Regions from separate parts of the Homo sapiens genome. Here region 1 is linked to region 2. Evidence: chromatin loops called from intact Hi-C (ENCODE). Cell type or tissue: endothelial cell of umbilical vein. All regions are shown on one strand. Links, peaks and the distances in the headings refer to the core of each region. The heading gives the core; the rest is flanking DNA. Region 1 overlaps LINC02008 (long intergenic non-protein coding RNA 2008). Region 2 overlaps LINC02008 (long intergenic non-protein coding RNA 2008).

The links. Peaks named below come from ENCODE experiments on the same cell type or tissue, not always from the same donor. Only the 100,000 strongest peaks of a DNase experiment are listed, where the experiment ranks them.
Region 1: it touches region 2 in a loop (2.4-fold over the local background); 2 of 110 quality-filtered maps call a loop at or near these places.

The regions. Positions count from the first base shown.
Region 1 is chr3:82,074,678-82,091,097 of GRCh38, reverse strand. All of the region lies in intron 1 of LINC02008 (long intergenic non-protein coding RNA 2008), which reads right to left. Among named protein-coding and RNA genes, the nearest start is that of LINC02008, 97 kb to the right of the region's middle. RefSeq lists a silencer at 2,104-2,173. In endothelial cell of umbilical vein, for the core only: no CTCF peak of the experiment used is centred there; DNase peaks (open chromatin) are centred at 10,207 and 10,617; H3K27ac peaks cover 1,318 bases.
Region 2 is chr3:82,126,537-82,142,956 of GRCh38, reverse strand. All of the region lies in intron 1 of LINC02008 (long intergenic non-protein coding RNA 2008), which reads right to left. Among named protein-coding and RNA genes, the nearest start is that of LINC02008, 150 kb to the right of the region's middle. In endothelial cell of umbilical vein, for the core only: a CTCF peak has its summit at 9,763 (motif pointing right); a DNase peak (open chromatin) is centred at 9,786.

The sequences.
Region 1 (16,420 bases), core at 9,382-11,881, 52 kb after region 2:
GCCCTAATGCTGCATTATCTCTGTAAGAAGCCTTGCTATCAGATAAGGCAACTGCCCCCTTCCCATACTTTTCTTCTTCTTCAAGACTGACTAGGCAATTGTTAGAATTTTTCTCTTTAATATATATCTTAGAATTAACATCTTATTAATATTTATGTAACTCCTTTGGACATTTTAATTGGGTTGCACCAAAACTATAGGTTAAAGTGAGAAGCTATACAAATTTATGATACTGAGTCTTCTTTCCATGCTTATGACATATTTCATTTATTTAAGCCTGCCAATATATTTAATATAATTTTAAAATTTTTATTTGGTCTTACCCATGTCTTTTAGTTTTCATTTGAAGTTTTTAGTTTTCATTTTTATTGCTGTCATAAGTTATATTTTTAATTATTGTTTTCTATTTTTGTTGTCATTGTCAATGGTGTGTAAAAAGACAATAATGTATTTGTATGCACCGATGTACTAATATATCCCACAATTTGGCTAAACTCCCTTATAATACTTAATAATTTGTTCATAAATTCTTTTGGCTTCTCTAGGTAGAGGGCCATATCATTTTCCAGTAATAACAGTCTGACTTGTTCTTTCCAATCCTTATGCTACTGATTTGTTTTATTTTAATATTAATATAAATTTCAGCATAGTGTTGGAAAGAAATGTAGATGTTTAGCACCTTGCCTTTTTCCTGATATTTCAGGAAATGCTACTAGCATTCCTCCCATTAATAAATGTATCCTCCCTTTCGACCCTTCCTTTTGCCTTCTTCATGGGACTGAAAAAAGTAGGTGTTCCCTCAAGAGTTAGGGAAAGTTGTTGACACAATGGCCCAAAATGGATGGCCAGAGCTATATTATAGTAAGGAGAGTGTGTTTACACTGGGAAAGCCTGAATTTGAGCTTCACAGACCATAAGGGGTGAGCACGGCCCTTTACTAAAAGTTAGAACACTGCAGTGTGTTGAAACCCATGTGGACATGAAGGTGTCTGTGTAAGAGGACAGCCAGGTGTGGGTTATCACAATTCAAGTGGGGTGAGAATGGCATCCATGTGGGAGGGATCAGGAGGCTGACTTTTGAAATCTTTCTACAGTCCTTTTCCAAAATTAATAGGGCTGACATGTTACCAAGAGGGTACTGTAGAAATAACAGAATGTAATATCTGAAGCTAGGTTATAAAAGACATTGAGGCTTCTGTCTTATTAGCTAGGATTACTTGCTTTGGAGGAAGCCAATATTGTAACAGCACAAACAGGCCTATGGAGAAATCCTCATTGAAAGAAATGAATGCTTCCTACCAATAGCTACCAAGGATACTAGCCAACAGTCATGTGAGTGAGCCATCTTGGAAGTACATCCAACAGTAAAGTCAAGCCCTCAGAAGACCGTACCCCCAGGCAACATGATGCTACACCTCTTGAGAGAACCTGACCCAGAACTCCCAAATACCCTATGTATGTTTCTGTACCCTATGCACAGAAACTCTCTAAGATAAAGTTTTGTTGTTGCTAAGTTTCGGAGTAATTTATTACTGCAATATTATACATGTTTGATATTCTGGCATTATTATATCTTTCATTAGACTAGCATATATGAAAAGAAAACAAGTAATAAAAATTATATGAAATAGTCACCTTCACTCACTGAAATCCAAATTTACACAATATTGGCATAGAATGTCTATCACGTTGTACATTGGAATGTGTGAAGGTGTGGATAGATATTTTCATGCATCGCTAACGAATATATAAACCATAAAATCCTCTGAAGGAAAAAAGCCTTAACACATACTCAACTGCTCAACTGGGAGTTTGAGTCCATGTGTTGTTAAACTCTCTCCCTGTATCTCAAAATGCCAAATAGAAAGACGGAAACTACTTTCACTCACTTCATTCTCCTGCAACGAAAATGGAAAAGAAAATCTTCAGAAAGGTAATGAAGATACTTCCTAGATAGGCACATTAAGCTAAAGCTCCCTCCTTGCTTCCTTCAGGCAACCGGACCATTTAATGTGGTAAATCAAGACTCCAGCAAGCAAATCTTAAATTTCTCTTCTCCCTTATCATGGACACATTTGAACAGGGACTTCACATTCTTGGAGCCAACTGATTTTAACTTCGTTTCTGAACAGAGGTCTCACTTCCCCTATTTAGTATGAGCAAACAGACAAACCCAGACACAAGAACAGGGCCAATTTAAGAGGCAAAACTAATGCTTCCCTGAATAGTAGTTTTTGTTGTACTTCAGGAAACAGAAGAAAACTTTAGAAAATCTATAATGTATTCTCAGTGTCTTTAGAGGCTTTCGCATATTCTAGCAATCAAAGAAACAAAATTAAAACTGTCATGTCTTGGCCTTTCGAATTGTTAAATAATTTTAACTGCCTGTGTTAGAACAAGGGAAACAGAAACTCTTAGGCAATGTTAATTGGAGAATAAATTGATATGTTAATTCAGAAGTGAAAGTTAAAGTATGTAATAATAATCAGATTTTTTGATTCAGTAATTATACTACTAGGAATTTGTCATTGTAAAGATAATCAGTGAGACATACTAATCTATATATAATGTTTATAGCATATTACTTAAAATAGAAAAAAATAATAAAAATGTCTATCAATATAAAATCATTAAATAAATTATATGATCAGGATGCCAGACAACTTGTTTGACTAAAATGTAAAGCAATTTAGTTCATAAGTCCTCATTTCAGTTAAGAATCAAAGAAAAAAATAATTCAAGTTAAAATAGACAATAACTCCATCATTAACATGTTCAATTTATTATTTCAACTAAGTTAAATCAAGATTCTCTCTCTTCTCATTGTATTTTTCTTTTCCAGAAAGGCCTACGTTCCCAGGGAGCTTTCTCAATGTCTCTGATTCAGTAGATAAACATGTGTTTGAGTCACTATCCCTTTTCCTGCAAACTTGCCTGGCCTGGTTTTCAGCAGATTCTGGTATCCACCATATCCACTACATCTCCTAGTTATGTCCATGGCCTCGTTATGCCTTGTGATCTCAAAACCCTTGTTCTCTGAGTTGGCCTAGTCACAATTTCAGTCCTCTACTAGTTAGCTGATCCTCTCAGCATGTTTTAATTTCTTTCTAACCTGAGACTAAGGAAGCTATTTTCCCTGCACTATTGTGGCATTCTTGAGATTTTCTACATAGACACTTCTCTTGCCGTGGCTCATACAGCACTTAGATATTGGGTTGTATGTGAAAACTGTCATAGACCTGCAGTCTCCACCATTCGACCACGAAAAGTCTTTTGCTTGGGCTCCACTACCCTCACGTCTGCAGTTTTAGTGCTAGAAGCGGGCAGTGATAACCTTGTTTTCTCTATTGCAAAGCTCTCTAACATCCCATCCCCGGCCAATTAGCTGTGCTTATATCACTTTAGAAAGGAAAGTGCTCTTAAGAGAATTACTCTTTAGTTCATATTATAAATACGTTAAGTCTTTGAGGCTCTGACTTCTTGAAACATAGGAATCTTATTCTATCTTATCAAAGCCTGGTTCTTGCAAAAGAAAGCTTTCTTCTCAGGATTACATTTCAATACATTTCAATATCCTGTTCTCGGGATACATTTCAAAATCCACTTTGCACTTTAGTTAACATAGTATTTTTTAGATTGTATATAACCTCATATTCAGGGCAAGGGGTATTTAAAGGTAACTCTGCACCTGAATAGTGGTAGGGGATAATGTGATTTTAAAAAAAGGATTGGAGTAAGCAATCTTTTAATTTAAGTAATATTAATTTTCCATTTATGCAAACACAGAAATGAGAATGAAAGAAAATATGCTAAAATATTTATAGTGGTTGTGTCCATATTGTATTTTTTTAGGTTTTCTATAAGGATATTTCTATAATTGATATGTTTCTTCTGTGTCTGATAAAATTATTATCAAAGATTCTCAATTACTTTTTTCTGTGACTATTCTGGAGATCTTTTTCCTCACTCCTTGTAATATTGCTTTTGTTGTTATTTTAGAGACAGAGTATCTCTCTGTCACCCAGGCTGGAGTGCCGTGGTGCAATCGCAGCTCACTGCAGCCTCTCTCCTGGGCTCAAGTGACCCTCCCACCTCTACCTCCTGAGTAGCTGGGACTACAGTTGCCGACCACCACACCCCACTAATTTTTTTATTTATTTTATTTTAGTGTAGATATGGGGTCCCACTATGTTTCCTAGATTGGTCTCAGACTCCTGGGCTCAAGCGACCCTGCCACCTCGGCCTCTCAAATTGTTGGGGTTACAGGCATGAGCCACTGCACCTGGCCTGATATTATTCTTGTTAATAAATTAAGATACCTGCTTCTTTATTTAAGGTAATTTTTCATCCCACCTGCATCACTTGAATCTATGTTCTTCTGGATTAAGAATAAAGCCTTCTAATTTTCCTCAGTGGTACCACAACATCTTGTATATATTTTAAAAGTTTTTTTCAATACGACAAAACAAATTACAGGACCTATAGCACCTAGTTGTCTTTGGACCTTGATTTTATCTGATGCACCTCTCACTGGGAACTTAGTTTCTAGACAAGATTTTGCCCATCATTCATCTACTTTTACTGTTTTCATAGTCTTATTTTTTTTAGAATCAAATAGAACACCCAGTGTTCCTGTAATTCTTATCATTTGATGGGTATGCAACCAAGATACACCATTAAAAGAAGATACAGGCTGTTTAAATCCCTATTCCCTAGTTCAACAGAGCCTAAACATAAAAACATTCATGAAGAAATTCAATACCTCCTTCTCTGAAGTATGTTTCTGTTTCTCTTAAAATACTCTATTTCCCCAGGTCCCTAGAGTCTCTTGGACAATACCCAAGAGAGAATTTTTAAGTAACCAATGTGTTTCTTATTTATTGACTGCTGTTGGAGTTTTCCTCTTTAAATTCAAGGTGGCTAAGAACAACTTTCTTGAAGACAACGGGGAATTTGCTTTATTTGAAAGGAGAATATCGAATTCTAGTGTATGATTTTGATGGAAAAACCAAAGTAAGGAAACTCTAATACATACTGAAAATAGCATGTTTGGATCTGCTACATTGCAACGAAATGATGTCTCTTCCTACGGAAGCTGGCTGCCTTATCTCTTCCTCTCTCAAATAATGGAGTTTGAGAAATCATTTAAGTAAACTAAAACATTTTCAAATTATTGGATTAAACTTCCGCTGCAAATTTTAAGTGGAGTAAAATAGGTAGGCTATTGGGTAAACATTCACCCTCTGTCAGAGCACAAATATATTTTATTTGTCAAAGAATATTTTGGAAGATAGTTATTTTGTTTTATTTCTATTTCTTTAAAAGTGTTAAGGAAGCTTTGATAAATAAAAGGAAAAGGATTTCTAGAGATGCCAGTGAGATTTTTCCTATGAAGTTACTTCAACACTCATTAAAATTTAGTAAAACCTAGAATCAGAGAAGCGTCATGCTATTTGGATTTGTTGTGCAGAAGCTGAGTTCTGGTAACTGCCAAGACCATTTGTTACGCAGATTCCTATTCTTCTTCCTTTTTAAAAATGAACAATGAAGCTCTTTATTCCCCCCATTCCATGTTTTACAGCTGAGTCACATTTTTTATTTACAAGACACCTGCCTCCCCCTTCTCACATCTCTGAAGCAAAAATCGGGGAATAAGAAAGTCCAATTTTAAATTCAATCAGCACACAAGCCATTTGATGCAATGGATTCCATTTCTGCCACTGTTTCTGCCTACATCCCCCATGTGAGGGGAAAAAAAATTTTTTTTTCTCCTTTCAAGAGCTGTGCATGTGCACAGGATGGCTAAAATTCAATTTGAGTCTGTAGGATTATTGGCAGTAGTCGTGGTCCTAGTGATTGACTTTAACCCCTCAGAGCCTCCCTGTGTTCCAGAGAATGCTGATGGGTGGCATTTTAACTTCCCTGAGCTTCAAATTTTAGACACCAAAGTGTTTTAGAGAAGAGAGTTTTACACAATTGCAAATACACCAAATCTCTGCATGGCTCTTGGAAATGAAAGTATGCTGTGAGCTTTACAGGAAAATATAATTTTATAGAGATCCTTAGAGAGAACAGGACAGGAAGGAGTTCTTGGCAACTCCAGCAGTCATTTCCTAAAGGGGAGAAAGATGGGGCTGGTTTAGTTATATGACTGATTCTAAAATCCGTAAAGGTTGATTTCTTGAGTTTTTCATTATTTTGACTCTCAGCCTACTCAAATGAATTAAATAATAGTCACAAACTAAATTGGCTTTCTAAAGAAGATACAGCTTTGGAGACCTCTTCTTGGCACATAAACTGACATCGTATCTTCTATTCAAAATCAGAAGGCAAGATTTCCTAAGAAAGTATCTGATTAGAGAAATTCCACAAAGTGAGTAGAAATGACAACTCATTATGTCCCCTTTTCACATGTGGAATCCTTTAACTGTTATGGAAACACTGTTTCCCCTTGCTCTTGGAGACTTAGAAAAACTTAATCTCTACCTCAGTCTCTAAACCATTCCTGCACCTGCCTCTATGTTCCCAGATACTTCTGAAGTCAGTTCACAGAGCAGCTCAATAGAATGCAACCTGGGATAAAAAATCATGCCTCTTTTTAGGGATCCAGCTGGGTCATGATTTAAATTTAAAGGAATATCAAATCAAGTACTGACTGTGAAACTTCACCATCTTCTTTTTGATTTTCTAATGCTCAGTGTGTCAATCTAGAAAGTTATTTAGTTGAGCTGAATAACTACAAAGGGAAAAAGTTTCACCAGGTTACATTCAGAGAGGGAATGCACTGGGGTAAATTTTTTAAAGAACAAACTTGGGTGCATTAAAAGATACTTTTCATGATTTAAATTATGGCCCAGCTGGATCCCTAAAAAGAGGCATGATTTTTTTATCCCAAGTTGCAAATGTATACCTACATACATAAATATTTATATATATATGTATACACACACACACATATATAGCTCCTCAAAATAATCTTACAAAACTTCTTAATGAATAATTGTGGGGATCTGAAATTTTTCATTGGTCATATAACTTTATAAGTTTTAATGAAAATATTTTTTCAATTTCTATAACCAAGCAATGATTAGCTTATATTAGGTAAATATTTGAACTCCATAAAAAAGTCTAGAATAAAACTGCAGCCTGTAATCACGAAGCTAAGAGAGAGAATTAAGATTCTCCAGTATATAGAATGTCAGCATTTAGCCACTCACCCACAATAGAACTATTTCTCAAATATGTGTGTGTATATACATCTTCTTCTCATATTTTGAAAGTGGGTACCAGATGGTAAATTTAGGAAGAAGACAGGGAATGATTGGTTTGGAATAGCAAACTTTTGAGGAATATGAGTAAGAGGAATAAACAGGACCAAACAAAAAATTATCTATTATTTAGATCTAGGTAGGACTAATTTTATCAGCAAGCAGTTAACCAAATTCAAATAATTATAGAGCAACTATTTTTACCCTGAATTTTTTATGTCACATAGCAGAAGTAAACAATTAAAACATCATGTCTGCTTCTTTTCATAAATTTGTAGTTTGAATAACTAAAGAGAAAAATAGGAATGGGGTGGGAGTTGTAATTGATGTACATTTAACTCTCAACAACTATGGTTTAAATAACACAGTCTTATGTTTGTATGCTGAAAATTTTAAACATGTGATTCCTTTTATATAATCTGGGCCAATAAAATTGTCTTAAATATAAAAACCTGACAGCAATCAATGATCCATACTTGAAGAATGGTAAAGAATGGGTGACACAGGAAAAAAAAAAGATGAATTTATTCTTCATCTGATAGTTGATTGATTGAAAAAACATATAAATAGATGAATTACTAGGCTCTGGAAAAACAAGAGGCCAAGATTTTTTATTTTAAATAGGCATTATTCGGCAGTTTACTTCCTGTGAAAACTGAACAAGGAGAATACAAGTATTAAAGATGTTAAATTTCAAGCTATAAGTGTCTGATTCAAAAAAAATTTTAAAAGGGAGAGAGAAAGAACAATCTTGAAACATGATCCTTAAAACACTATTTTGAGTTCTGAACATTTCAAACTTGTTTTTGCTAACCACAGAACTTCTCAGGCATGAAAGCAACCCCCAGGTTAAGCAAGGGTATTTTATATGTGGGTGCTCATGGCTATTGGCAGTTACACCAATTTCTTTCTGATCTGTCATTTGTGTACATACCCAGCTTCTGGTTATCATACTTTCAACATTAAGTACTTTAACCTCTAACCCCCCTCTCTTCTTAGCTAAATGATCCCCTTGTTTTATCTTGCTCTTATAAATCTTTTTCTGAAAATTTTCATTATTTGTGTCAATTGTGTTTGAACCTCACAATACATAAAGAATCTGATCAGAAGTCACATGAACAGTAAAATTTACTAATACATACCAGAGACCTTAGAATAAGCAGTGTTGCTTATCTTGATCACCTTGTTTTACAGAGAGTAATATTTTAAAAATTTTTGACATCTGTTTAGGGTAATTTTATCAGAGCAGACACCAGTCCAATTAGACTTCTGTACCAGGGTGTGGCAACTAAATATGAGTCTGAAGTTGAATATTAAATGTTATACATAATTATATTACTTGGATACACACACATATTTATGTATACATGCACACATATCTTGATAAATTATAGAATGCTTTTAGCAGCATTGTGTAACTCTGACCCTAATATTTTTGTAGTGTGTGCATTACAAATTAGAATCCAATCAAGAAGGACATTAAATTATTAAAATATCCATTGACATCTTTCTAAAAAAGTGACTGATAAAGCTTATTTGTAAAACATTGCATTGTGCCCACATGGAGGATTCTTGTATCATTCTGAAGACTTTCAATATTTGGAAAATGACTGATTGAATAGATACAGATAATCATATGAAATTGGTATCTTTAAACACCTTGCAGGTATTGTCAACCAGGTTTGATTGTAAATATAAGAAATAGTTTAAATTTAGGTGAATGTACCAATATTACTATGCATACATGTTTTCCTTTGTAAATTAATTCAAAACCATAATTCATTCCTTGATGCCCTATCAGTTATAAATAATTAATCTTACTAATCAGGAACATATAAAATAAAGTGTTTCTATACAATAATTTGTCATAGTCTAGATTTTGAATTTTGGAGATGAAATTTGTAACTTACTAGTAAGCCCCCTCTAAATGTTCCAATGGTAACATGTCACAACCTGCCCAAGCTTTTTTCTTCACAATTGTATGCTGCACAGGCAAATTTACTACAAAATACTTCTGCAGAAGCACCTTTAGTGTTTTAGAATTACAACTTCATCCCATGCATACAATCTTTTCAAGTCCCATAATTGTTTGAAAGAAGGTTTTGCTTCTTTGAAAAGTGACATTGCCTACCCCAGGTTGCAACTGATTAAAACTGAGCTCTAATTGAGTGCATTTATTAAAGTTTTCTATTTAAAATAATTGAGATATGGCTCTGCAAGCAGTGGTCCATATCAACTATGTCATATTATAAATGGAATGGAGCTTACGTCATGCCACCTTTAGATAATTTGTGCAATTGTCTGTGAAGTGCTGCTAGACAATCTCTGTGAGTGACTGTTCTTGTCTTTTTATTCAAATAAGCTTTATAATAGGCTATTAAGCTTGTTTTCTAGAGATATACTTCAATAATTTATACAGCATTGCAGTCAAAACTAACCCATCACTTGTTTTTAGCAACGTATCTTCCTAGAAGTTTAATTATTCAGTAAATTCACAGGATGAGATCAACTAAATGTAGAAAATCTCATAATCTCTGTCCCAGAAGTGCTGAAGCACATTTAGTAATGAGAGGAAAAGCTAAAATATTGATAGCTAACAAAAGATAGAGCAAAAGTTATAGCACATATAGTAATAACAAAAAAACACACCACTTTAAAAATATGTTTTTAAAGGTCCTTCAACTTTGATGTAATTGGGCTTTTACCATGTTCTGATCTTTACTACTGATATTCTAAAATCTCACATTTCTCCTCTCCCCCACTGAGATCTGCCCTGGCATGTACTTAGTCAGAGGTGATTTTATATGAAATCTCTTAAAATAGCTCTTTATTGTTTATGATCCACAGATCTGTATCAGAGGCATTGTTCAGTTCAGCACATTGACACCGCACGTAAGGATGGCTTAGATTACCCTGAGATTATCAATGCTCTCCAAAGAGCTGGCTTCAAATCATTCTGGAAGCATCCACAGTAAATATTTCACTATCGACCTAACACTGATTAAAGAGATTGCTATTATTGAACAGAGAGGAGTCAGCTGCCTCAAAGTTTGAATTCTCTCCAAAATAAAGAGTTGTCTTTGATTGCCTTTGACCAACTTCATTTTTTAGGAAAAATCCTTGGGTCATCAGTGAACAAACATACTTTTTGAGACAGAGATATGGGGACAAACTGTCTTCTTTTTCACTACGACATTTTCTGTTTTAACATAATGAAGATTTAGAAAGCTAACTGATAGTCTGAGCTAGCTCTGTAAGTGTTTTCTGATCAGTTAGCCTGGAGTTGTGCCTTCCAAGATGTTACATCAGACAGATTTCCTGAGTTACCCACAGAGACACAGAAGTCACCAAACAGGATTGTTCAAGGGTAGAGAGCTGGAGACACAACAATACCACAGAGGATGTCACAGAACATAGCTTTCATCTCGCCACAGTGTTCTTGTGTAAAACTGTAAAGCTATATGAGACATGGCAATTTCAGTTCACAGAGGTTTAAGGGAATCTTTGTTTCTACCACACGAGACCTTTAATGTGAGTTTGAGGTTCTAATAAATTTAAAATCTCAAAATAAAATCTGGCAACCACATGTATGTTTGGTGTAACGTCCACTGGCATTAATATAACTTAGACTTGAACACACCCATTAGATAGTTTATACGACTAAGTATTTTTAAAACTATCAATACATTTTAATTATATTAGTGTAACCCCCTCCATATGGCTTTTATATAGTCTTATGTAGTCAATAATTTCCATCTACTGAACCCAGTCAATTATTTAAAAAAAAAAGACAATCTTTTCTAATGAAAAAAATTACTTCTCTCTACATTTAACGGAAAAAAAGGTCATTTTGGGGGTTAGGAGTAAAAATAACATTTTTGCTGGTTTCCTTTTAAAATATTGTTTTGCTTCATGTAATTCAGCAAAGAGGCATTTGGTCTCTCAACATAACTGTCTACATGATCATATGAAGAAATTATACCAGTTAAATGTCATGGTAAAAAGTGTGGAAGAAATTCAGATGAAAATTAGCCTGTAAATAATCTTGTATACTCTCAAAGGAAGCACTTACCACCCTGAACACACTTGCGGTGACTACTGGGGTGAACACAATCGTGATCAGTTTGTTGACAGATTCTGATTCATTATAAACTAACCTTCCTGAGAAAGTCGTCACAAGGTTCTCTGGTGAATAGCTTGTGCTGGAAATTATTAGGGTTTCTTATGCAGATAGTTACCCAGCACGTGACCCTAAAACAAATTGCCCCTTCTTCCAGAAGGGAAACTGCCCTGAAATAGATTGCCCATTTATTCACCCACTCCCTAAACCGATGCATGCTGATTGAAAATTCCAGGGCATGACTTTTCCTGGAGCTGTCCTCTATCTTCATTTTAGCTGTCCAGAAAAAGACAGGACATCCAAGCTTTCTCATCCCCTCCTCTTCAGTCCCACAGAAACTGCTGTCATTGTGTTACTTTCTGCTGGCCAGGCAGGTATGAGGCTTCCACTGAGGTGGATGTTAAAACAGCCACATGGGTCAGCAGGCAGATGGAGAAAAGGACTAGGGAAAGCGAAAGAGTGCATGCTTTTTAAAAAGACAGCATACCGCGAGGTCACACATATGCCGCTGGGTGATCTGACACTGCAATACTGACAGTTGTTAGATAGAATTTAAAAGATGGGGGGTTTTGTAAAATTATTTTGGACAGTTCAGTGCTTCTAGATAATTTTATAGGGTGCTCTGACATTTAAACATCTGAAGTAAAACTTCCTTTGAAGGCCTGACAAAGGTATAGTCATTTTATCATAAGCCAAACAATCTTATTTTTATAAGAATAATTTATCAGAACTGTGAGTTCCCTGCTGAATCACTTAAGTGAAACTAAGAGAAATCAGGAAGTGAGGATGAAAGACAGGACGAAAGAAAGTTGGAAACGCAAGGAAATACTGGAAAAAAATAGATACATATTCTACTCAGTAAATGTTTTGTGTCATCTCTGAAAGAATAGTAACCCCGAGAGGCTCCAGAAAGTACAACTCTGCTTGGCAATGATTAGATTGGTGGTTAGACCACCAGCCCTGCAGAACAGTATGACTTATATGCTATTTTCCAATACCAGGATTGGAAATCTAATTTACAGTACCCAGCCCTTTTCCAAACACCAAGGCCTCCATCTAAAGTATGTCATGCTATTAGGAACACAACCATTTAACCTCGATGGCAGCAATTCTTTATGAGCAAGGTTCATCCTTCATTCTCCACAGTTTGGCTAATAGATGGATTCAATAATACTCTTTCAGAATCTGGGTACACTGGGGCTGCTTTTATGCATAGGTAGAGAAGCAATCAACAGCATCTGGTGTCTGAAGCCCAAGACAGCTGACGTCTACAGTGACTCAAATTGCCACACTTTCACTACTTCAAGGAACAGCGTTAAAACCAAAACTATCACACTGAAAATCCTCAGGAGGTGGCATTTAAAACATAAGATATACAAATGGTGCCACTGAGAACTGTACAGGACAGAACCTATAAGGCCAACATTTAAAGCCTCCTTGAAAGCATTTAAAAAGAATATTATTTTCCATAGGAAGACAACATCTTCAGCCATTATCACCCATTAACTCTTTCTCCCTGTATCAGACAGGGTCCAAGCAGAGATACAGAACTAGTGGGAGATAGATATTAAGAGATTTACTGCAGAGAATTGGCTTATGGATTATGGGTGGTGGCCAGGCATGTTCACAAGCCTTCAGGAAGGGCAGGCTGAAAACTCTCAGGCACAAGCTGAAGCTGCTGCTCACGGCCGACACTCCTTCTTTAGAGAAGCCTCAGTTGTACTTTTAAGACCTATCACCTGATTGAATCAGGGCCACTCAGGTGATCTTATTTAAAATCAACTGATTATTCACTTAATCACACCTGCAAAATACAGCAATGCCTTAATTAATGCTTGATTAAATAACTATAGATTGGACGTAAGGCTAGCCAAGCTGACACATAAACCTAACCACTATAATTTCCTATCAAAATGGTTTCAAAGTTGACTGCTTTAGTTTTCTATAGTAATAGTAAAGAAGAAAACTAATAGCCAGGAGAGAAGATGTAGTGACACCCTATGTAGTGTAAGTATCCTCCTAGGTCCCTATCCAGAAATCTGAAATAGACATTTTTCAAAAAGACATGAATAGGCTGGGTACATGGTGGCTCACGCCTATAATCCCAGCACTTTGGCAGGCTGAGGTGGGCAGATCATTTGAGGTCAGGAGTTCGAGGGCAGCCTTGCCAACATGGTGAAACCCTGTCCCTACTAAAAATACAAAAATTAGTAGGGTGTGGTTGTGGGTGCCTGTAATTCCAGCTACTTGGGAGGCTGAGGCAGGAGAATTCCTTGAGCCCGGATAGCTCCACTGCACTCCAGCCCGGATGACATCTCAAAAAATAAAAAATAAATAAAACGAAAAAAAATGATATGAGGATGTAGCTAAAAGAAGAAAGGTTCAACCTACAGGGGATTCACTGTATTTGATAAAGGAGGAAAGCAATATTTTAACATATTAGTGTGCTTTTGTTCCTTGTGATTTTCATTTCCTTTAATTCCTGTTTATTTCCTGGCCCTTTCCCCATTTAGACTAAACTCAGAGCCATCCAGTGTTTCATGGAAGCATTGCAAAATCCCAGTCCTGTGAATACCAGAAGCCAAGGCATAATGAGGAATTCAGAAGAAAAAAACGTCTGCCAGGGATGATTTTCCCTCAACTATATACTAAACTCCAAGATGAGTTAAAATCTGCTTTTATGATTCTGAGGAAAACCGCAGAAGAGTGAGAGACAAATGAGTGAAAAAGAAAGGTAGGGCTTCGTAGGACCACGGTTAACCTATTCTACTGAGTTTTAATTCAAGAAGGGGAGAAATGATAAATATTTCATATGATCTAATAGTAGAATAACCTGTGTTTCTTATTTCATTAGATTTATCCACACATCTGGATAAATGTGTGAAAAAGGAAACAATTTTTTTTAATCTACCATGGGAAAGATCAAAAGAAATATCTTGGAGGACTGTGACCATCCTGTAGTATGTGGACTGAAACTATCCCCATAATATGCTATAAAGGAGCACAGCATTCTCAAAGAGGAGACTTCATTTGGTTAGAAAAATAAATGATATTTATGTGAAATGGTCTTTCCTTGGGGACTATTTCAGTATTTGTTATCGTGGAACTAATTTAACTTAAAAATTTGTTAGATCAGTGTCCTTTCTACCAACAGGTGACATAGAATATTTATAGCTGATGTCTTCAACACTTCATTCTATAACTTAACAAATATGTTCACCACAGACTACCCTAAATCATGTCAAAGTTTGAATCTGAGGCTTCTAATTAGATGCCCTAATCACTTCATTAGGTATTTCCATAGTTTTAACATTGTAAAATGGCTACACTTTGGGATGATGATAAGGTAAATTCATGCAACAGTTTTATTCCAGAGGAAGTAACATCTGCAGGAACTCTCCGATTGCATGTGCTGTCAGTAAGATGCAGGCCTCAGAGTCATAAAGGCCTGACAACACATAGACCTTGGAGTTTGAACTATAATTTGATGACATGTTGCTGCCATTCCTACCGGTTCATCTTCTAGCTGATGCACTGACTTATCTTAACAAGAACTGTTATATCCTGGTCCAAGTTTGCCTCACTGGGAACTCACAACCAAGGGAACTCAACCTTGTTGAAACTCTTAGTTCCTTACCATTAATGGCAGATTTGGATTGCCTGTGGGATTGCAGCTGATGTGTAACCTCTGCCTCACTCAAGCATATTGTTAGTCCGTAGCCCTGAGTGCAGAAATAATTGACAACCTGCTCTATCTCCTTCTGTATAAGCCTGCAGGGCATAGTCAGCCACGTTAAACAACTGCTAGGTGACTGCTTCAAATATTGCAGGCTTCTACTGAATCCTGCTCAAGGGCAAGAACTTTCTGGAGGAGGAAAAGGAAATCTTTATATCAGTGTTCAAGTTTCTGGTTGCATCACTGATCAGGATGACAGAAAGAAGACTGGATATTCTAAAACAGGAGGCACACCCATCTCAATCCACCGGACATAGACAAAAGATAAAATGGGGCTATGTACATAACATTGCCACTCATGTTGAGCAGCTTTTTAATCTGTGTAGCAGTAGACATGTTGTTTTTTTAAAAAATAAATTCATATACAAAGAGAACCAGAAGATAGGCAGAAAACAGACTCTTCCAATTTGGATAACTTAATTTAAATGTTTTCCCTTTCCAATTTCTTTTCCAAAGTGTAAAAATATTTTGCCACAGTATAATGTTCTTTTATTAGTTATTGGTCACTACACTAGTCATCTACTGGTACATAACAAACTACCCCAATGCTTAGTGACTTAAAATAATTTATTATTCCTTATGTTTCTGAGCGTTGACAGGCTCATCTGGGTGATTCCTGCTTAGGGTCTTTCACGTGACTGCAGTCAGATGACAGACGAAATTGAAGTCATTTGAAGACTTCTTCACCTATATGTCTAGTATCTAAGCTGGGAGGAATAGAACAATTAGGAGTTGATGGAGGTCTCTTTCTCTCACTTTCTATCCCTGGGGCCTGTCCACATGGCTAGCTTGGGCTTCTTCACAACATAGAATGTTCAAGGTGTTGGATTTCTTATCTAGTGCCTAAGAGGGTCTTCTCAGAGGAAGGAAAATGAATCCACCAATTCTTGAGGCCTGGGTCCAGAAACAGAAACAGCATCACTAATGCAGTATCTGTCTGCATTCAAGGGGAGAGGTCTCTATATCTTAATAGAAGGAATGTCAAAAAAGTGGCATTTTAATCCAACATAGCTACCAATAACAGCAAGTCATTTTTTTTCCATTAGTGTATTTTCCATTTAAAGTACCAGTTAATGTTCCCTAATGATTAATAATGACTTTTTGAGAGTTACATACGCAAATACTTTATTTGTGACCGGTATGTGATTAGAGCATTGTAGGTTATGATAAGTTGAAGTCATTTTGACATAATTTATCAGTAAGGCCATCTATGGTACGCATTCAGAGTGCAGGTTCAAGTAAACACCCTTATAGTTCACTAGTATCATGTACATTATATATTTTACATAATATAGA
Region 2 (16,420 bases), core at 8,807-11,306:
TACATTAAAAGCATTAACCCATTAATTCACACATACACACACACACACACACACACACACACACACATACACACACAAACAAAAAAACAAAACCTAAAGGGAATAGGTTTCAAAAAACTTGAAAAATTGAAGACAGGTTATTCTCATTCATTCAAGAAAGTTTGATATCTTTACAGGAAAGCATACTGCCCTGGACTAAATGCAAACATATCTAATTACTCCTGGTTTCAGCGGACTTGAGCTAGATAGGGTTGGAATAATTCTCATTCTCTCTCCTCTTTTTATTAATGAGGATACAAATTTTATCACCCTCATTTTATCAATGAGGAAACAAATTTCACCAAGTTCAAAGAGGAGTAAACAGAAGAACTGAGATTTGGATCCAAGTGCATCTCACTCCAGAGCTCAAGTTTTTTACCACTATGCAATAAATAATTTCCTGTTAATCATGATTAATCTCCTAGTAATCATAAATGAGTAGTTATACATTTTAGCTCTATGGTACTGTAATCTTAAAAATCATTACACAAAACACTTTAAAAAGAAAACAAAGAGTACTTACCTAGACTCCAAGAATAATTTTTCTCACTAAAACTCATACTTTATATATGATTGTACTGCAATCTAAGATTTGATTGGAAGATCTTGTTTTATTTTTATTTATTTATTTTTGAGAAGGAGTTTTGCTCTTGTTGCCCAGGCTGGAGTGCAATGGCACTATCTTGGCTCACTGCAACCTCCACCTCCCTGGGTTCAAGAGATTCTCCTGCCTCAGCCTCCTGAGTAGCTGGGATTACAGGCGCCCGCCACCATGCCTGGCTAATTTTTGTATTTTCGGTAGAGACAGGGTTTCACCATGTTGGCCAGGCTGATCTGGAACTCCTGATCTCACGTGATCCGCCCACCTCGGCCTCCCAAATTGTTGGGATTACAGGCGTGAGCCACCACGCCTGGCCTGATGTTGTTTTATTTTAAATTATGTGATTGATAACTCTATTGCTCATAAAATACCGAAAGGATTCATTCATAATTATAACCAAATCCATATACTCTCTAAGGAGAGGTATATAGGCATTTTAAAGCCACATTTGTTTGTTTTTTTCTTCTTCTTCCTGTAATTTCAGCCTGAATGTTTGCCACTTTACTGGCTTGTGTCCAGAATTGATTGACAGGTATGGTAATGCAGCACAAATGATATGCAAATTGAGGCATTGAATTAACAGCTATGTAAATATAATGTTTTTACTCAATTCAGTTCTAAGTCAGCACAGTCTTTTTTATTTATGAGAAATAAGCTGCACACATTCCCCCAAACAGAGAAATGCATGTTTTAGCATTATTGCTCACACCAATGTTCAGATGAAAGACACTGCCTGCCTGCCTTTCTATTTCTTTAAGTCCTTAACTTATGGGTCAAATTAAGTCTCACCTAATTCAAAAAGCTTTTCAAGAACCCCACTAGTCCATCTAATTGGCACTTAACATGAATTATCTTATCTCTTAAGTGTTCATGATGATGATGATGATAGTGATGATGATTTTAACTATAAATTAACTTTGTGAAGTAATTACTGATTACTTATGAGAGTAATGTCTCAAATTTCTTTAAGAGACTTAAGAGCATCTGCTATTACTACTTGCTATCCTTCCTTTACCAACATTGTTATTCATACCAATTTCCCCTAATCCCCATCTTTCCATCTTTCCACTGATACTGCAAGTGGGTAAAATCAGTGGAGATAATATTAAAATAAATTTAGAAATAACTGGCTATTCTTCTCAACCCTTCTACTTTCATCATTGTAATTAGCTGATATTTTCTAACCAAACTTAAGGAGGAGAATTCTAATGATTTTGATCATTTTAATTACACTTAGTTTTCACACTAAGAATGGTAATTTTAGTAATAATCTTCATTTATTTTGCAATATATTATTTACATTTTTATATATTATTTATATTTTTTGATGAATTGAAAATTCTCCCTAACCCAAAATTTTCAATCACTCATTTTGTTGTTTGTTTTTTAATTTTTGATACTATAAAAGGTAATACGATTTTTTTTCCTAGGCTAAAAAGCACATAACATGTTAGAAAGAATTCTGAAATAGAGGTAATATTTTAAAATGGTGTTTAAAGTGATAAAATTCAGAATTTGAAAACATACTAAGGTATAATTACTTAGTTCCTCATGACATGAGGTCAGTGAGATATTACCATACATATTAGGATACATGCTTACTATTCTATGCAAATGTATGACTTCAAGGCAACATAATTTCCCACACCTTTAAAAATCCTTTCTAGTTAGTTTCATTCCTTAAAAAGTGCATTTTTTATAATTACAGAATGATATTTAACACAAAGTAAATTAGATTTATTTTATCCATATGCCACAAAAGGTCAAATTCCATCTGTTCATGTTCTCTGCTTTCTAAAATGAATAGTGTTTAGTTACTGAAAGATATACAGATGTTGACAGCCTCTGGGAAACCTAACCTTTTGTCTCTCAATAATTTTTAGATGACTATTCAGTGGATATCAGCATAGATGTGGGAAAGCATGAGTTCAATTTATGGTCAGTATTGGCACCTTAGTAGTGGATGTAATAAATGGAATACTAATGTTTTATTCATTATGATGTGCTCCTTGTTTTAATGAACAGAAGTAAGTGTGCAAGTAAAAACCATGTTCCATAAAACGCTACTTCCAATAATGTAGTTCATTATGAGCTCACAAGTCATACTAGGTTAGAAATTTGCATGATGAATTCATACTTCATATATATCTATTTATTTATTTGGAACAGTAGCATTTTAACAAAGGCCATAAGTACAATGGGGGAAAAAAATTAAGTGGCCCATGAAGCTTTTACCTAGGTAAATAGACAACAATTATTTACATGTTTAGAATGATGTCCCTGAATTCCATTTCACCTTGCTAGTGAAACCTGGCACATATTGGTACTCTGAGAAAATTATCAGAAGTTAATTTTACATTCTGTGTCACTTAATCATAAATTTCCATCAGTCTGGAAAATATGTACACAAAAGTAGATGTGGAACACCATTATAACTGCAATACACTAATAACCATAAACCTATGGTTAATTCTGTCTTCATTTATATATTGTCATATGTATCACCTCATTACCAATCAAGTTTATACAGTAATATCTGGTGATCTTATATGCTATGCTGATATGGACAGGAGGTAGGGAAATAATGGGTAGAAGAGGGCAGTCCCCAATGAGGGCCACACGCTCAAGCCTGGACCTGTGGCCCAAAGTGAGAACGTGCATTGCTGTTTTCCCACCTGAATGTTGCCTTTTCCAAAACCATCCTGGCCTGCCCCACCTTGTACCCATAAAAGCCCCAGAGTGGCAAGCAGCAGAGAAGGAGAGAAGAGAAGGAACAGCCGGACATCAGAGAGAAGCAGCTTGACTTCAGAGGAATGGCTTGACCTCGGGGAAGAGTTCAGCCAGGGACGGTCTAACTCCATGGGAAGACCACCTTCCCACTCCATCCCCTTTCCAGCTCCCCATCTGCTGACAGCCACTTCCACTGCTCAATAAAATCCTCCACATTCACCACCCTTCGATTCGTTCGGGTGACCTGATTCTTCCTGGATGCCAGATGCAGTTGCAAGAGGCTATCACACTGACCCTCCACTGAGCTGTTTAACATTTAAGCCATGTACAGATGGCAAAGCTAAAAGGGCACACTTAACACACGCCCTCTGGGGCTCCAGGGGTCATGGCAACCCCTAGACGCTGCCACGGGCCCACAAAAAGTTCTGCTCTTGCCAGTTGCCCTGAAGCTCTCATCCTGGCCTCTGCACCCACTCACCTATGTGCTCCCCTCCCTCAAGGGGTTGAAAGCTGTGAGCTGAGTAAATGAGCCAACCTTTTGCAAGTCCCTGAAGGGGTCAAGGGAACTATATCCCATTTCAATATGAGGCAAGTTATCCAATCATTGCATACTAATTGCAAAGAGATCTCTCATATGAATTTCTTCTGATTATCAATCTTTCAAAATATATTGAGATTTAAGGGATAATCACATCAAAAGAAACGACAAGTCATAGTCCTGCCTCAAAAAAATTTCTTTACTAGAGGAGAAACAGAAAAATGCAATTAAATGCATGTTAACGTCTTTATATAAAAATCACACACAATCAAATGACATTTATTCACATCACAGCTAAAGCTGGGGTGATTCAGATAATGGGACCCAAATGAGGTTAGTGATCAAGTTTTATTAGTGGTGATTCTTCAATAAGTTTGCTTGTAGAAGTTAAACACACGATGTTTACTGACTCAGAATTCCCACGCAGCAAATCTGATTATATTTATTAAGCATTATCTATGAAACAAAACTTTTTTATGCACTAGGTTAAAAAAATAGTAAGAAAATTTGTTTGTATTTTTAAAGGAAAACAAACATTTTTTTTTGTGATCTGTAAGGGAAAGAAAAGTATTTACATGTTAAGGAAGTAAATTAAATGGGATGTTATTGCCGTGAAGAATTGCTGGACAGTTCAAGTCAATTGAGATTAATAGTAATATTTGTATTTGTATAATTATTTACATATAACAATTATCTTTCTTAGAGTTGTCCTTAAATAGTTTTGGGGGTTAAATTTTTACTATCTCCATTTTATTGATCATGAAAGTGAGACTCAGAATATTCAAAGGATACTGGAAAATGGAAGAGTCTGAATTCAGGTTTCCTGAATCCTGATTTTGCTCTATTTCTGCATATATGCCCTGGCCGTGAGAAGAGCCTGGAAATACATCTAATTTGATCCAGCAATTAAATGAACTCTTAAAAACCAGAGGGCCCAATGGAAATCTATTAGTGCATATAATTAGTCAAGCAGCCAAATAGCTTTCTTCTCCCTTGGGGATCCCTCATGCTGTCTGATTGTTTCAAATTCTGCTGATATGTCATTGTATGCCATTTTATATGGTCCTTTTGTTTCTTCGTTTTTTGTTAGATGATTGAAACTCACTGACAAAATTAGACATAACCAAGTGGGTCATACTGTGAGTTTTTACCTTAAAAAGTATCCCTTTTCTGTTAATGGAAAAAACAAAGCCCTGGTTTTCAAAATATTTTCTTGCTGCAATGGAAATGCAAAGTTGATTTAGTATGCCCATGAGTTTCTATGTGACATCCTGATACTCTGATGAGAAAAAAAAAAATCTAAAACTATTCATCACTACAGCAGTAGTGTGGAATTCTTTTCCTACCACCATCCATTGTCAAAGGAGTTAACTGACCTAAGCTCACCATGTCTAAGTGCATTTTATTTTGGCATCAGCCAAAACACTGGCATATTCTCCTTGAAAAAGACTATGCATTGTATCTGGGAGGAATCAGGAAACAGTAATGAGTTATTGCTGGTTATCTCTTTTTTTTTTTTAATTTAGTCCCATGTTAAAAGAGAACTTTAACTGCTATTTATGAGCTTCATGCCCTAGATTACAAGACTTTGGCAGAAGGTGGAATTATAACATCAAAGTCTACCGAACCTATTCTGGTTTATTTTCATGTGTTTATTTGTAATTCATACCTCATTACAAAATAAGCAATTCAGGACAAATGCTGCAGAAGTGAACATAACAGGTGTTCACTGGATTGTACCAGGCAAACCAGAAGGTATGTTTCATTCTGACCACGTACCACACTATCACAGCACCCTTGGTAAGCGGCAATACCTCAGAAAAACATAGTTGCATAGTGTGCCTAAGGAGACTGGGTGCTAGGGTTCCTATCTTGTCATATAATCCTGGGAACAATACTGGGCCTATTATTTGTTTAATAATAGGTTAGGAAGCCTAACTCATTTAATAATGAGTTAGGGAGCCTATTTACTTATTTAATGTATTTATTTGTAGCAGCTTAAAGAAAAACATATTTTATAAATTAGTAGAAAACTATAAAATTTAAATGATGACACCAGGTGCAGTGGCTCACACGATCCCAGTACTTTGGGAGGCCAAGAAGGGAGGATGTCTTGAAGCCAGGAGTTTAAGACCAGCCTGGACAACATGATGAGACTCCATCTCTACACAAAATTTGTAAAAATTAGCCAGTGCAGTGGCACACACCTGTAATCCCGGAGACTCAGGAGGCTGAGGCGGAAGGATCCCTTGAGCCCAGGGTTCCAGGCTGCAATGAGCTATGATTGTGCCACTATACTCCAGGCTGGGTGACAGAGCCATCTCATTAAAAAAAATAAAATAAACCTACAAATCAATTTTTTCCACCATAATATAAAATTCCCTGGATGAGATAAGAAAAATAAGTGGGTTTTTTCTCGCTGAAACTCTCTATAAACTTTGGTTGGTGACTACTGAGAATATTTCTGCATAGACAAGTTCTTAATTCAGCTGTATTGCTGTAGGTGTGAATTTCAAAAAAAAAAAAAAACAAAAACAGAATCTTGGCCAATTTGAATAGTCACATATTGGTCTAGTTTTCTCTAACAGAAATCTATCATACCTTATGCATTGCTTAAATTAAGAAAGACGACTTTTCAACATGCACATGCATTTTATTTACTCACTCATACTCTATCTGCCTTGTTCCATAAAATATGTGAGACAACCACATGCACACATGTAATTTTCATAAAATTTAGTGTATCATCAGGTTTGTGAAGCAGATTAGACAGCACTAAAAACCTGCCTATTTAATTTCTTCTTCTTTTGTTGTCAATAGAGACAGGGTCTCTCTATGTTGACCAGGTTGGCCTTGAACTCCTGGCCTCAAGCAATCTTCCTGCCTCAGCCTCCCAAAGTGCTAGGATTATAGCCATGAGCCACCACACCCAACCCTATTACTTTAATTTCTTATGCAAGTACACTAAGAGAGATGATAGTTGCTTATTCAGAATTGGGACTTGAGAACAGAAAGTAAAGTCTAGAATCTAGCCCATATTGTCAATATCTTCATTCCATTATTGACTAAACAGTGTATGTTAATCTTAACACAAACTATAAAATATATTCAGTTTTATCAGTTCCCTGACACCATATCCAAATAATTTTAATGTAATTAGGAAAAAACTGAATTATTGAGCCAGTATGAACACATAGCCATTTAGATTAATTCTTGTTCTACTAAAAAAATGAGATAGAAATGTCCACACCAGTTTCATTTCCTTTAGCCTTGTAAGAGAACCAGTATTTTTATAGAATGGGATATTTATGGGGTTGAATTGTATCCCTCTAAAAAAGATATGTTGGTAAATTCCAGCACCTTAGAATGTGACCTTAATTGGAAATACCATCATTGCAGATGTAATTAGTTAAGATGATGTCCCACTGTAGTAGGGTTAACCCTTTAATCAATATAAAGTATCCCTATAAAAGGAAACAGAGACAGAGAGAGTGTGACCATGTGGAGATAGGAAGAGACTGGAGTTATGGGGCCACAAGCCAAGGAAAATCTAGGCTACCAGAAGATAGAAGACGCAAGGAAGCATTCTTCCACAGAAGTTCCAAAGTGAGCATGGCTCTGCCTACACCTTGATTTCTGACTTTTAGCACCCAGAATTGTGGAAGAATGGATTTCTGTTGTTTTAAGCAACCCAGTTTGTAGTAATTTGTTACAGCAGCCCTCAAAAACTAAGATGAGAATGAAGAATTTTCAAAATAAAAAATATTTATAAGTAACAAAAATACATATTAAATTTTAATTTTAAATGTCCATTTTTATACATCTTTTATTTTTATTGGAAGTTTATAATTTCAAAAGCCTTTTGTTGTAGATATTTCAAGACGGTGATAGCAGAATTACGTCTTCAGAGAGTAAAATTGATTAGTATATTCAACTGAATTTATCTCATGCTTTTATAGATTGTATAAAAGCATTTATAGATTTATAAATTTATTTATGTATTTATAGATAGATTGTATCTCATGCTTTTATAGATAGATTTCCCTTCATGAATTCACTCAATTTTCAACATTTCTCCCATCCATATCAGAGATTATTCCCTTATGTTCAGTTGTGTTGATTAACTTCTATTTTTAAAATATTCTTTGCTTTCTTACTGATTATATAAGACAATTTTAAGAAGTTTTGCCCTTGAGAAACTTTTTTCTAAAATTGCATATGCCTTAATTTGTGGATATTTATGTTTATTTATGTATGAATACTGAACAGAAATATGTATTTGTATGTAAATGGTCAATCATATCTATTTGACTTTAAATTTGACCAAAGTTTATTATTGAAATTTAAAATGAAATTGTATGACATATATGTCTCTCTTTGTATTTATCTTTGAAGTAAACTTTGAATTAAAATTTACACAGTATTTGGCCAAGATGGAAAGGAGCTCCATTCTGTGATTATTTCTTTCATTTAATTAAGTGGGCATGAAGCCTTTAGGAAAAAAAAAAAATGCATGTGCATCCAGAACCCTGGCTCTCATTAGAGAAACTAACAGCAGAGCTCTTGAAATGCACCTGAGCCACATGTGTCGCCTTGGACAGCAAACTCTTTTTTTAAAATAATTACAGAATTAATTCCTAACCAAACAATAGATATCTGGCCATCATGAACAAACATTTCAAGGAATTACAGTAATGAAGAAATTATCCAGTATTTGGTCTTGTGTGTGGCTAGTATCTCATCTTGATATTATATGGGAAGGTGGTAGCTGATACATGCAGGAAAATTTAAAAAAACAAATCAACACTGACACCCACATTTTTGACTTATTGCTCTAAAAGTTATTCCAAATTTAGGTAATTTTTTGTCAATCTTTTCAGAGCAGTGACAGAAGATTGAAGTCTGCAGCCTTTTTTGGGGACTTTACATATTCTTTGCTGAGAACATATTGCTTGTGTGGTAGACAGAATGATAGCCCCCTCAAAGACATTCACAGCCTCATCACAGGAACATGTGACTGTGTTATCTTACAGGGCATTTTCACAGATGTGATTAATAAGGACCATGGCATGACGAGATTGTCCTGGATTACTCAGGTGTGTCCTTAAAATGAGTCCTTAAAATTAGATTATCTTTTTAAGGTGTGGTCAGAAAGAGGGAGATGTAACTATGAAAGAATGGCCAGAGAGATGCAACCTTGCTAGCTTTGAAGCTGGAGGAAGGGAACCATGAGCCAAGAAATGCAAGAAGTCTCTAGAAGCTGGAAAAGGCAAGAGAATTATTTTTCTCCTAGAGTCTCTGGGAAGTAACACAGCCCCATTGACACCTTGATTTTAGCCCATGTCAGATCTTCCAACCTATAAAACTGTAAAAGAATACATCTATGTTTTAAGCCACTAAATTTGTGGTAATTTGTTACAACAGTTATAGTAAACCAACGTACCTTTGTGTTATACTTTATTTTTAAATACCTTTTTATTCTTTAGATAGTCTACATAAATTTTAATCACTTACTATCTATTTTGCTGAAGTTAGGGTCGTAGTGACTAGTGTGTACTTGATGAAAATATTATTTTGAGTTCATCCTCCAAAACCTAGTAGGATATAAAAATATTTGGCTATAAAATAGAACAATTGTAAATTATGCACGTAACACTTAATTATGGTGGCAAACACTGCTGGCTCCCAATCGCTTAAAAGCTGAGTTTTAGCCCTTTGAAAAACTCCATTTTAGTGAAGCTGCAAAATATTTTTTTTTTTACTGGGATAATTTCTAAGAAATAAGATACAGTGGCACTGACTGCATTCTGAATTGCTCCTTGGTAACATGGGACTCTATTACACTAAGTGTCCAGCAGGGGCCGCAGTGTGGAACTTTTCCCACCATCCAAACCAGATGAAGTTGGCTGAACCTAAACCTGCTCACGTGTGAGTACATTTCATTTTATCATGGGCAAGCACTTAACATACTGTAGTTCAAAGAGAAATAAAAATTATGTTGTGTATGAGAGGGGTCAGAAAAATAGAATTGGGTGTTGTAAGGTCATCTTTTTTATTTCCCCATATGTTAAGAGAAAATCCTGATCTCAGCATATATTTTACATACTAGTAGGCAAAATCATGGCAGAAGCTGGAAGTAGACAGTGGAGTTCCACCAAACCCATCCTGATTCATTTTAATGCAACCATTAATTGTATTACTTGTATTCCATCCATTATTACAAAAGTGTATATTTCAGGTTCAAATGCTAAACAGAACAGGACACTAGCACAAGATTGTCCTAACCAAACCTGGATTTGTGGTTTGCTCTGACCATGAGCCACTCTACTGCAGAGCCATTTTCAAATGGGAATCCTCAGAAAGGAATAGCTGCATGCTGTGCCCAGGAAGGCTGTGTGCTTCCTACAGTAGAGTGCTGGTAAATGTTTAACAACCAGCTCTCAGGGTAGAGGAGTGAGGTTGGGAAATACGACTTGTAGCATTTGTTAATTTCTGGGTGTAAATATTTCTACCATGAACAATTTCAAGCTACCAAATTAAAGTCACTGAATGTGGAATTGGAAAGAGATGCTCACAATCATTCCTAACAAGCTGGTAGGCGCTGACTCCAGTGCACCACTAGCTGTCTCTAGCTGTGTTCTGGGATTCACACACACAAGGCATGTAGGCAGAGCCATGCATAGCTGGATTCTAAGGATACCAGAAGTGACTATCGTAGACTAGAACTGAGAAGTTCTTCCTTTTTCTCTTGGCATTAACTATAAGTCACAGATTCTAACATGAAGGAGTGGGGAGCTGTTGGGGAACTTTGGAAGTTTATTCAGTTAAAGATTAAAATACTGCATTGTTTTAATGTTATTATAAATTCCTTTAAAAAGTGCAAAATTAGAGATTCACTTACTGGTTTTGTAATTATGCGAATTCAAATTTGGGGAGAGCATAATTTATTAAGGACAAAAAAATCTGGCTAAACAAAGGAACTCAGGATGTGGAAATGAACTTAGAAGGTGTCGAAGGTTCTCTCTCTGCTGTCTAGCATCAATCATTTTAGAATGTTTGAACATTTGAACAACCACTTTGTAATTCATTCTAGTTTTCTTGCAATGGCATTAAATGTTTTTATAAAGTGAGTGTTTTAGTCCATTCCCACACTGCTATAAAGAAATACCTGAAAGTGGTTAACTTATAAAGATTAGAGGTTTAATTAGCTGACAGTTCCACAGAATGTACAGTAAGCACGGCTGGGGGAACCTCAAGAAAGTCACAATTATGGCAGAAGGCAAAGGGGAAGCAGGCACATCTTACATGTCCTGAGCCAGAGGAAAAGAGGTGGCAGGAGGTGCCACACATTTTTAAACAACCACATTTCATGAGAACTCACTATCACGAGACCAGGAAGGGGGAATCTGCCCCCATGATCCAGTCACCTCCCACCAGGCCCCTCATCCAACATTAGGTATTACAACTTGAAATAAGATTTGGGCAGGGACATAAATCTAAACCACATCATTGGGACTTCTAAATTTTAGTTGTGTTTTCTTCAGGGTCAACTGGTGAAACTTTCTCCAATTATTCAATAAGTGGATCACCAATAATCTCCAGTTTTGAAGCTTTTAGCAAACTGTAATGATTGAACAAAAGCTTACAAGGAGAAAGCCATTAAAATGTATTCCACAAAAGCAAAGGAGGAACTGAACACATTAAGAGAATACAAATAGTGAAAACAATTTAATTTTTAAAATTTTGTTTTGTGATTTGTGATATACCAATTCATGAAAATGATTTTTTGATGGAGTTGCTATTTTTTAATTTGAAAATTTACATGCTGAAAAAAGTGGAATAAAATTCAGATTGCCTAAGATATTATAGATGTGAATTTAACAAAACATTTAGATGAATTACAAACAGTGGAAACTTAATATGACACATCCTATCTTTAAAAAATATACTTTGAAAGAAAAGGCTTTTGAATGGAGGCAGAAAGACAGCCTGTGAAAATATTTGTTCTGAAAAATTATAAATTCCAAAATGGAAAGAATTAGAATTGGTAATAGCCTCCATTTAGCAGAACTCTCTCTAAACTTGCATGTACTTCAGTACCTGTAGAAAGAGTATTTCTTCAGTTGAATGAATTACAGTACATAGAAAGGTCACTTGAATTTATGACTACAGGAGATCTTATAAGGAATTAATAATAAGTCAGTTAAAATGTATTTTCAGAAAAATGCCAGTTACTCAGGATTAGAGATAGAAATGGATTTAAGTGTATGAGTATATAACAAGAACAACTATTCTGCATACTTTAATTTTTTATATGAAGACAATCAATATAAGAATATTTTAAGTTGACTTTAATATACATGATATATATTATTTTTAATTTTTAGAAAGATTTTTAGATATGAAAAAAATTACTGAATGACACTATTTGAGGGGCCAAACAATATTACAAAGCCAGTTGGTTACTCCATTAATAAATGTTTCAAACCATGAATTAATTTTAATTATGTTTTTGTATCAGGTTTAACTCATAAAATTGTCCCAGTTCAAAAGACATATCATGGTTTTTTGCTACTCTAAGACACACAGACCTCTATTACCCTACGGTCTAGGATGAGCTCCCTTCCCTCCTTCTCAAAGTCACTCCTCAGTTTGCCAGAAGCTCCTTTTTTACAGGGATACAGACCTATCAACTACCACCAGTTCAAGTCACTAGCATGAGCTCACCAGTGAGGTCAGAATTTAGGAAATGGTAGAAAAAAACTATTGACTTCAGGCAGCTTCTGCTTTTTAGCTATCAGTGAGCACAACATTGTGCACTGGTTTAAAAAGAGGAAGGAGAAAATGCAGGGTGTTGTGTAAACTGACAACTTATACGACACATTACTTATCTCTAGCCGTAAAATAATCCCTCATTTTCTTTATAGTCTTTCTTTTTCCATAGTTCTGTCTTTCCTTTTACTTCAGCAACCTTTCCCTTCGTCACTTTGAGCTGCTTGGGAGGTACCCAGCCTGGAATCATAATTCTAGTCTAAGAAATGCTATTTTCAATTAGTCATCTTTCCCCTGCTTTTCCTCAGAAAGAATTGTTTGTGTGATATTTAAGTTAAAATAGAAGCTGGAGAAGGTCTGCTATAAAAAGAAGGGGCTTATGATGTCCCAGTAGAACTGCAGAGCTGATGTGAATAACGACAATTGTTGGTTTCAAGGGGGTGCCTTGCTGACTTAGGGTAGAGTGATCAGATCGCCTTTATTAAAATGCAGACACACTCAAACTGATTGACAGTAAATCCTTATAGAAGAAAAGCATCCTGTCCGCATAAGATCATTACAAAATCCATCAGCAACATTCTGCTTATCCTCTATTATAGCAGATCTTATGCACTGTAATATTTGTGTATATGCCTGCTTTTCCCACTAGACTGAGCTGTTCAAGAACTGGGATCTTATCTTATTAATCTCTGTATCCCCAGGGCCTAGTATAGTCTGGGCACAAAATAGGCACTCAATGAATAATTGCTGAATGAAGGAATCATGAATTCAATCATGTCTACAAATTCTTAAGTCACAAATCCTGCAGATGCTTGAAGAATGTAATGAATTATTTGCATCGGTGTTACATGGTCTGTTTGTTGCAAGTCATCTGCCATGGGGAAGCTTCTCTTTGTCTCATTAGCATCATCTCAGCATTATCAAACCATGTTCATGAAACTTGCACCTATTTTTAGGATGACTAGGACCTTATCCTATAAGATTTAAACATTTCTTCATTAGTTTTCCCTCACTTTCAGCAATTCTATAACCCAAATTGCAATGTGATTTCAAATACGAAAGCTTGATGAAAGGAAAATATTTAACTTTCACAGTTGCAAGATGTTTTCAAGATCAATCGCCTGGTATAATCCCCTCAATTAACAAATGAATCAACTCTTACCCAGAAAAACTTAATTCATCCAAGTTCAGAGGATTGGTTAGTAGTAAGGCCAAGAAAAAAACCAATCTTCCTAACCTTTATTTTTTCCATGATATTAACTGAAGTTGGAAAAAGCAAAATAAAGAGAAACACAAATTAAAAGTAATGAAGAAGCAACTAAAATAAGAAAATGAACAAGGAGAAAAATATGTTTATGCAACAGATTTACTTTTTAAAATTTTGGTGCAAAACTCCTTTAAAGTTATTTACATTAAATGAATCCTGGTGATTTGAAGGAATCCTGTCTAGGTCAGCTTCTCCAGACAATAGACTGAGCATCTGAGATCTGCATGCAGGAAGTGTATTGGGGGGTGCTCCCAGAACAACATCTGTCAGTGTTTGAGGGGACTCAGGTTGGGCATAGGAAGCAGTGGCAGTTGCAGCAAACACTCAGCCAATCCAATGGGGTGCTAGGGAGCTTTGGTGCCCCTTCAGAGTTGTCCCCAGTTAAAGCAAGGACACTAGGCTCTTTACTGCCACATCAACCAATCAGTGGACTCAAACTGAGGGCACGTTTTGGGGAAAGATTCATCTGTGGGTCTTCAGCAGCCAAGCTTCCTGGCAGCTGGGGTAATAAAAGTTTCAGTCCTAAAGAAGAATTTGGCAACGCAACACAGGGTTCACTACTGTCCACTCTTTGTGCCATTTGGATCTACTTACTTAAGGTAATAAATTCACTTCATCCGAGAACAGCTCCTCCAGGTTTCAAGCTTGTTTCTTTTTCTAACAAAACAGCTTCTGCTGCTATAGCTAGTCAGGAGGCCGCAGCTGATATTATTTTCCTCCTTTACTACTCATTCCAGATTCATTTCTGCTGACAAAAATGGCTTACTTCACGCCTGTAATCCCAGCACTTTGGGAGGCCAAGGCAGGCAGATCACCGGAGGACAGGAGTTTGAGCCCAGCCTGGCCAACGTTGCAAAACCCCGTCTCTACTAAAAGTAAAAAAAAAAAAAAAAAAAAAAAAATAGCCAGGCGTGGTGGCATGAGCCTGTAATCCCAGCTACTCAGGAGACTGAGGCAAGAGAATCGCTTGAACCTGGGAGTCTGAGGTTGCAGTGAGCTGAGATCGCACCACTGCACTCCAGCCTGGCAACAAAGCGAGACTTTGTCTCAAAAAAAAAGAGTGGCTTACTTAGTGACCTAGCCCCTCATCCCTGAGGTGAAAAAGTCTCTAGTCCTTTGCTTGCTCAGACAGTGGCTGACGCAGTTGTCCATTTGTTCTCACAATTGGACAAGAGATTACCAAGAGATTAACTACTGTATCTCCTGGATCTGAAATACATCCATCTCTACTGCACCCATTGTATAGCCACCAACTTTACGTCTCCTTGGTGATGTACATCAACTTCCCTACCAGGGGAGTATCTCTTTTCACGCTTGCTAGTCTCTTGGTAAAAGAACTCCAAAACCAGCAGGCAGCAGCCACAGCTTAAAGTATAATGGGACACTTGCCGCACAGCCTAGTGGAAGGATTCTCCCATTGAGAATCTGGACCTCTAGACCCACAAAGTCAAAAGTTGTGGGGATGAGAAACACAAATTCCTCAACTGGGTTATTGGGATAAGGTTAAATGATACCATTCCTTGATTCTGAGATGCATGAATCCTTTTTGAATAAGCAGCCAGGCTGCAAAAGTTTGCGTGGTACAGTTTATAAGACCAATGACCAAGTAGATATATGTCAACAGTCACACTCTGTGTGCCATAAAGTGTGTCCCTTGATTCAAAACAATGTTATAGAGAATTCTCTGTTGGTGAAACAAATAATCTATAAGCCCTTGAATAGTGGGGGTGAATATGGTCCTGTAGACAACATAAATCCACAAATATGGAGTATGTGTCAACAGAAGTCAAGATAAATTGCTCCCCTTTCTAGCATATTAAGGATTTGATGGAATCACTTTCCCACCAAATAGCTTGCTGGGCCCCTTGAGGAAAGGTCTCTGCATTGTGCACTGTTGCTGTCAGCTTGTACATTTGGGAGCAGCAGTAACTAGATCAGTTACTGAATAGGAACCCATCCTATTGATCCCATTCATGAACAATATATCTGCCACCCATGGTTATTCCATTTATGGTTCCATTTTACCAAAACTGGGTGACTGATGACAGAGCCTGGATGATCCCAACCAGCTTGTATTCTTGATTGCTTAGTGCTTCTTATGTGATGGATCATCCATGGGGAGAATTATCACGCATTACACATTTTGCTTTGTTTGTTGTTTTGCACTTCGTGCCCACTCCTATATGTCCATCTATATACCTTGTCCTCAAAAATATTTTTTCCAATCCTAAAATCATTCTCCTTCCAAACTCCTGATTAATTGTCTGACTCATCCATCACTGTTCGTGAGCCCATATATATTCTAACCTCAGGCCACTTTTCTCCCACATATGTACTCCTCAAAGTTATACCCATTGGGAAGATTTCTCCTCACCTCTCTCTTCAGGCCCACCCCATGTGTTGATCTGTAGCACAGTACATTTATGTCTGTCTGGCATACTAAGCCAATCCATCTATAACTTAAGCTTAGCCT